Regions from separate parts of the Mus musculus genome. Here region 2 is linked to region 1. A link is a loop called in an ENCODE intact Hi-C map of the cell type or tissue named here. Cell type or tissue: left cerebral cortex. All regions are shown on one strand. Links, peaks and the distances in the headings refer to the core of each region. The heading gives the core; the rest is flanking DNA. Region 1 has its middle 2.3 kb from the start of Sost. Region 2 overlaps Dhx8 (DEAH (Asp-Glu-Ala-His) box polypeptide 8).

Region 1 (2,912 bases), core at 188-2,687:
CACATACCCACATACAGATACACACATAAAAATAAAATGAAGCCTTTAAAAACCTCCTAAAACCTAGCCCTTGGAGGTACGACTCTGGAAAGCTGGCATACTGTGTAAGTCCATCTCATGGTGTTCTGGCTAACGTAAGACTTACAGAGACAGAAAAGAACTCAGGGTGTGCTGGGGGTTGGGATGGAGGAAGAGGGATGAGTAGGGGGAGCACGGGGAACTTGGGCAGTGAAAATTCTTTGCAGGACACTAGAGGAGGATAAATACCAGTCATTGCACCCACTACTGGACAACTCCAGGGAATTATGCTGGGTGAAAAGAGAAGGCCCCAGGTATTGGCTGCATTGGCTGCATTTGCGTAACATTTTTTTAAATTGAAAAGAAAAAGATGTAAATCAAGGTTAGATGAGTGGTTGCTGTGAGCTGAGAGCTGGGGTGAGTGAGACATGTGGACAACTCCATCAAAAAGCGACAGAAAGAACGGGCTGTGGTGACAGCTACCTCTAATCTCCACCTCCGGGAGGTGATCAAGGTTAGCCCTCAGCTAGCCTGTGGTGCATGAGACCCTGTTTCAAAAACTTTAATAAAGAAATAATGAAAAAAGACATCAGGGCAGATCCTTGGGGCCAAAGGCGGACAGGCGAGTCTCGTGGTAAGGTCGTGTAGAAGCGGATGCATGAGCACGTGCCGCAGGCATCATGAGAGAGCCCTAGGTAAGTAAGGATGGATGTGAGTGTGTCGGCGTCGGCGCACTGCACGTCCTGGCTGTGGTGCTGGACTGGCATCTTTGGTGAGCTGTGGAGGGGAAATGGGTAGGGAGATCATAAAATCCCTCCGAATTATTTCAAGAACTGTCTATTACAATTATCTCAAAATATTAAAAAAAAAGAAGAATTAAAAAACAAAAAACCTATCCAGGTGTGGTGGTGTGCACCTATAGCCACGGGCACTTGGAAAGCTGGAGCAAGAGGATGGCGAGTTTGAAGGTATCTGGGGCTGTACAGCAAGACCGTCGTCCCCAAACCAAACCAAACAGCAAACCCATTATGTCACACAAGAGTGTTTATAGTGAGCGGCCTCGCTGAGAGCATGGGGTGGGGGTGGGGGTGGGGGACAGAAATATCTAAACTGCAGTCAATAGGGATCCACTGAGACCCTGGGGCTTGACTGCAGCTTAACCTTGGGAAATGATAAGGGTTTTGTGTTGAGTAAAAGCATCGATTACTGACTTAACCTCAAATGAAGAAAAAGAAAAAAAGAAAACAACAAAAGCCAAACCAAGGGGCTGGTGAGATGGCTCAGTGGGTAAGAGCACCCGACTGCTCTTCCGAAGGTCCAGAGTTCAAATCCCAGCAACCACATGGTGGCTCACAACCATCTGTAACGAGATATGATGCCCTCTTCTGGTGTGTCTGAAGACAGCTACAGTGTACTTACATATAATAAATAAATCTTAAAAAAAAAAAAAAAAAAAAAAGCCAAACCGAGCAAACCAGGCCCCCAAACAGAAGGCAGGCACGACGGCAGGCACCACGAGCCATCCTGTGAAAAGGCAGGGCTACCCATGGGCCGAGGAGGGTCCAGAGAGATAGGCTGGTAAGCTCAGTTTCTCTGTATACCCTTTTTCTTGTTGACACTACTTCAATTACAGATAAAATAACAAATAAACAAAATCTAGAGCCTGGCCACTCTCTGCTCGCTTGATTTTTCCTGTTACGTCCAGCAGGTGGCGGAAGTGTTCCAAGGACAGATCGCATCATTAAGGTGGCCAGCATAATCTCCCATCAGCAGGTGGTGCTGTGAGAACCATTATGGTGCTCACAGAATCCCGGGCCCAGGAGCTGCCCTCTCCCAAGTCTGGAGCAATAGGAAAGCTTTCTGGCCCAGACAGGGTTAACAGTCCACATTCCAGAGCAGGGGAAAAGGAGACTGGAGGTCACAGACAAAAGGGCCAGCTTCTAACAACTTCACAGCTCTGGTAGGAGAGATAGATCACCCCCAACAATGGCCACAGCTGGTTTTGTCTGCCCCGAAGGAAACTGACTTAGGAAGCAGGTATCAGAGTCCCCTTCCTGAGGGGACTTCTGTCTGCCTTGTAAAGCTGTCAGAGCAGCTGCATTGATGTGTGGGTGACAGAAGATGAAAAGGAGGACCCAGGCAGATCGCCACAGATGGACCGGCCACTTACAAGTCGAGGCAGGTGGCAGAGCCTTGCAGAAGCTCTGCAGGTGGACGACACTGATTCATTACCCAGTTAGCATACCACAGCGGGCTAGGCGGACCACAGCCTCCTTCCCAGTCTTCCTCCAGGGCTGGGGAGTCCTCCAACCTTCTGTCTCAGTGCAGCTTCCGCCAGCCCCTCCTCCTTTTGCACCTCAGGTGTGAACCCTCCCTCCTCTCCTTCTCCCTGTGGCATGGCCCTCCTGCTACTGCAGGCTGAGCATTGGATTTCTTTGTGCTTAGATAGACCTGAGATGGCTTTCTGATTTATATATATATATCCATCCCTTGGATCTTACATCTAGGACCCAGAGCTGTTTGTGATACCATAAGAGGCTGGGGAGATGATATGGTAAGAGTGCTTGCTGTACAAGCATGAAGACATGAGTTCGAATCCCCAGCAACCATGTGGAAAAATAACCTTCTAACCTCAGAGTTGAGGGGAAAGGCAGGTGGATTCTGGGGGCTTACTGGCCAGCTAGCCAGCCTAACCTAAATGTCTCAGTCAGAGATCCTGTCTCAGGGAATAACTTGGGAGAATGACTGAGAAAGACACCTCCTCAGGTCTCCCATGCACCCACACAGACACACGGGGGGGGGGGTAATGTAATAAGCTAAGAAATAATGAGGGAAATGATTTTTTGCTAAGAAATGAAATTCTGTGTTGGCCGCAAGAAGCCTGGCCAGGGAAG
Region 2 (2,912 bases), core at 217-2,716, 210 kb after region 1:
GCCTCCTGAGGCTGTCCTCTGCCCTCCACACACATGCACAAATGTACACCTGTATACACACAAATACATACTAAAGAAAAATGGGGAGCTTGTTAGTGTACCTAATTTGGGCTTCTGCTACTCTAGAAATACAAAGTCAAAAGGAGAAGTGGGGGTGCTGGAGACTCAGAGGCAGGAGTGCTTATGAGCTCTCTCTCTCTCTCTCTCTCTCTCTCTCTCTCCCTCCCTCCCTCCCTCCCTCCCTCCCTCCCTCCCTCCCTCCCTCCCCCTCTGTGTGTGTGTGTGTGTGTGTGTGTGTGTGTGTGTGTGACCTACCATTCGGGCTGTCTGTTGAAGAGAGCACTGGAGGGGTGGATATACACCACCTGCTGGTCTATCAGAGTCCGGTAGCCTTCCTGTGGGTCCTTCTTGGCAGCGTTCCGGAAGAACCCACTGCAGATGGCCTTCTGCACTCGGACTGTGGATTTGCCACAGGAGACCACGTCCAGCTTGTGCCTATCAGGATAGTAAGAGCAAAGACGCCATGAGCCTGCTCTGTAAGCTGGGTGCCAGCTGCTCAACGTTCCACCTTAGGGTGCTCACAGTTAGTCACCAGGACCTTCCTCAGAGCTCAGAGGAGTACTGGACATGACAGGCAGTATGAAGGAACTAGAAACCAGACGCTGGCTCAGGCAAGAACCCAACCCCAGACCAATGATCCAGAGGCTTGTAAGCAAAGCATTTTTCTTGGCTAATTCAATTATCTTCCTCTTAGGAAGTTTCTGAAGTGCTGCTTAGCCACACTCCTGCCTGGGGAGGAGACAGCCTACACCAAATGAGATGGACACTCTCTGTACACAGGTGCCTAGAACTGTGCAAATACATTCGGAGTGACAGAAGACCCAGGAGACATGACCACCCAAACACTAATATCACCACACTCCTGACTGACCTGTCCATTATGCCTAACATCTGCTTCCGAATGTCCTGGGCACGGCGTAGGGAACGAGCCTGAATAAAATTCTCATAGCACCACGGGTTGGAGAATTTGTTGTTCTTCCAGGAGTTGTATACGGCCAGCAGGGTGAGGTGGTCCCCTTCTGTCTGGTGGAATTTGGCTTTCTTCTGATCTGCAAGGGCCTGTTTATCCTGCCAGGCAGTGGGACAGAGAGTCATTCCTTCCCTGTAGGCCTTGTCCCCGACAAACATCACAGAACAGGCTGATGTCACTGCACCAGTGCATCAGAACATGGGGTTGAGCACCTTACCTTGGGTCGGTAGAAGACGTTCTGCACAGACAGCATGGACACGATAGTTAGCATCTCTTCGCTGCAGCCCAGATGCACAGACATGATGAGCATTTTGCACAGCATTGGCTCCAGAGGGAACTCTGCCATCTACAGGAATAAGAAGAAATTACAACTGTTTCCCTACAGACCATGCGCATGGACTTGACTAGGAAGTAGAAAATAGATGAGGAAATGTCCCCATGATGATTTGGGGCACCTGTCTCTACCACATATTTCCTTTGTTAAATAAGCCCTTCGTGCCTAAGAACATATCTACTGTTGATGTGAATGTTGCAAATACCTTTAATTTGTTTTTGAGTCTATATAGGTAGCTAGTTCCAGGCCAATCCCAGCTACACACAGAATAACTTGTTTTAAAATAATAATAATAATAATTATAATCATAAATAGAATGAAGATTAGATTCAGTAATATATCTGGAGTAAAATTAACTGCAAATAGTCTTTACTATTAAAAAGAAATATTTTAAAGTGATAATATAAAATTGAAGTTAAAAAAGCAAAACCTTAAACAGGTAAGACAGGTAAAAGTGTCTGCCACATAAGCTGGTGACCTGAGTTCAATCTGAAGAACGCATGAAAAGGAGGAAAGAGAGAACCAACGCCACAGACTTGGCACCTGACCACACCCAGCACTCACACACTAATAATAACAATAACAATAATCGGGGAACAACAACAACAACAACAACAACAATAATTGGCTAGAGAGATGGCTCAGTGGTTAAGAGCCTGGGCTGCATTTCCTGAAGACCTGGCTTCAATTCCCAGCACCTATGTGACAGCTCACAACTGTCTGTAACTCCTGTTGCAGGGGATCCAACCCCCTCACACTTGTAGTCAAAACACCAATGAAAATTAAAAAATAATAAATTAAATTTGAAAAAAAAAAAAAAGACACTTTAAAAAATAAATTTAAATACCCAGGAGTGGTGGCAGATGCCTTTAATCCCAGTACGGGGAGGCAGAGGTAGGCAGATCTCTATGAGTTCAAGGCCAGACTGGTCTACAAAATGATTTCCAGGACAGCAAGGGCTATACAGAGAAAAAACAAAACAAAAATACTAAACAATAAACAAACAAACCTTGAGTAGAAATAAACTCTACCTATTCCTTGAAAGAAAATGAAAAGAGGGCTGGAGAGATGGCTCAGAGGTTAAGAGCACTGACTGCTCTTCAGAGGTCCTGAGTTCAATTCCCAGCAACCACATGGTGGCTCACAACCATCTGTAATGAGATGCAATGCCCTTTTCTGATGTGTCCGAAGACAGCTACAATGCACTCATATACATAAAATAAATAAACAAATAAATCTTTAAGGAAAAAAAGAAAAAAGAAACTGAAAAGAATCCCGAGCCTGGTGAGGTGGTGCCAGGCCAGGTGAGGTGGTGCCAGGCCTGGTGAGGTGGTGCCTGCCGGCAATCTCAGCACTTGGTAGACAGAGGCCAGAGATCAGGAGTTCATCCTCGGCTACATAAACAGTTTCAGGCCAGCCTGGGCTCACACTCTCCATTCCCCCTCCACCGCCCTTCTAAAGAGTATTTAATCCTACTCAAAGCTTCTCCAAGGCCTCAACACAAGGTGGAAAACTGGTCAGGGCGTCCTCCCAAAGCACCCCAAGTTC

The links. Peaks named below come from ENCODE experiments on the same cell type or tissue, not always from the same donor. Only the 100,000 strongest peaks of a DNase experiment are listed, where the experiment ranks them.
Region 2: it touches region 1 in a loop (2.7-fold over the local background); 1 of 42 quality-filtered maps calls a loop at or near these places.

The regions. Positions count from the first base shown.
Region 1 is chr11:101,967,861-101,970,772 of GRCm38, reverse strand. No RefSeq gene overlaps it. Among named protein-coding and RNA genes, the nearest start is that of Sost, 2.3 kb to the right of the region's middle. In left cerebral cortex, for the core only: a CTCF peak has its summit at 1,747 (motif pointing right); a DNase peak (open chromatin) is centred at 1,754.
Region 2 is chr11:101,762,361-101,765,272 of GRCm38, reverse strand. It overlaps Dhx8 (DEAH (Asp-Glu-Ala-His) box polypeptide 8), which reads right to left. Exons shown (of 23, transcript NM_144831.2): 20 at 1,248-1,376; 21 at 932-1,128; 22 at 316-495. Among named protein-coding and RNA genes, the nearest start is that of Etv4, 21 kb to the left of the region's middle. In left cerebral cortex, for the core only: a CTCF peak has its summit at 1,381; a DNase peak (open chromatin) is centred at 1,370.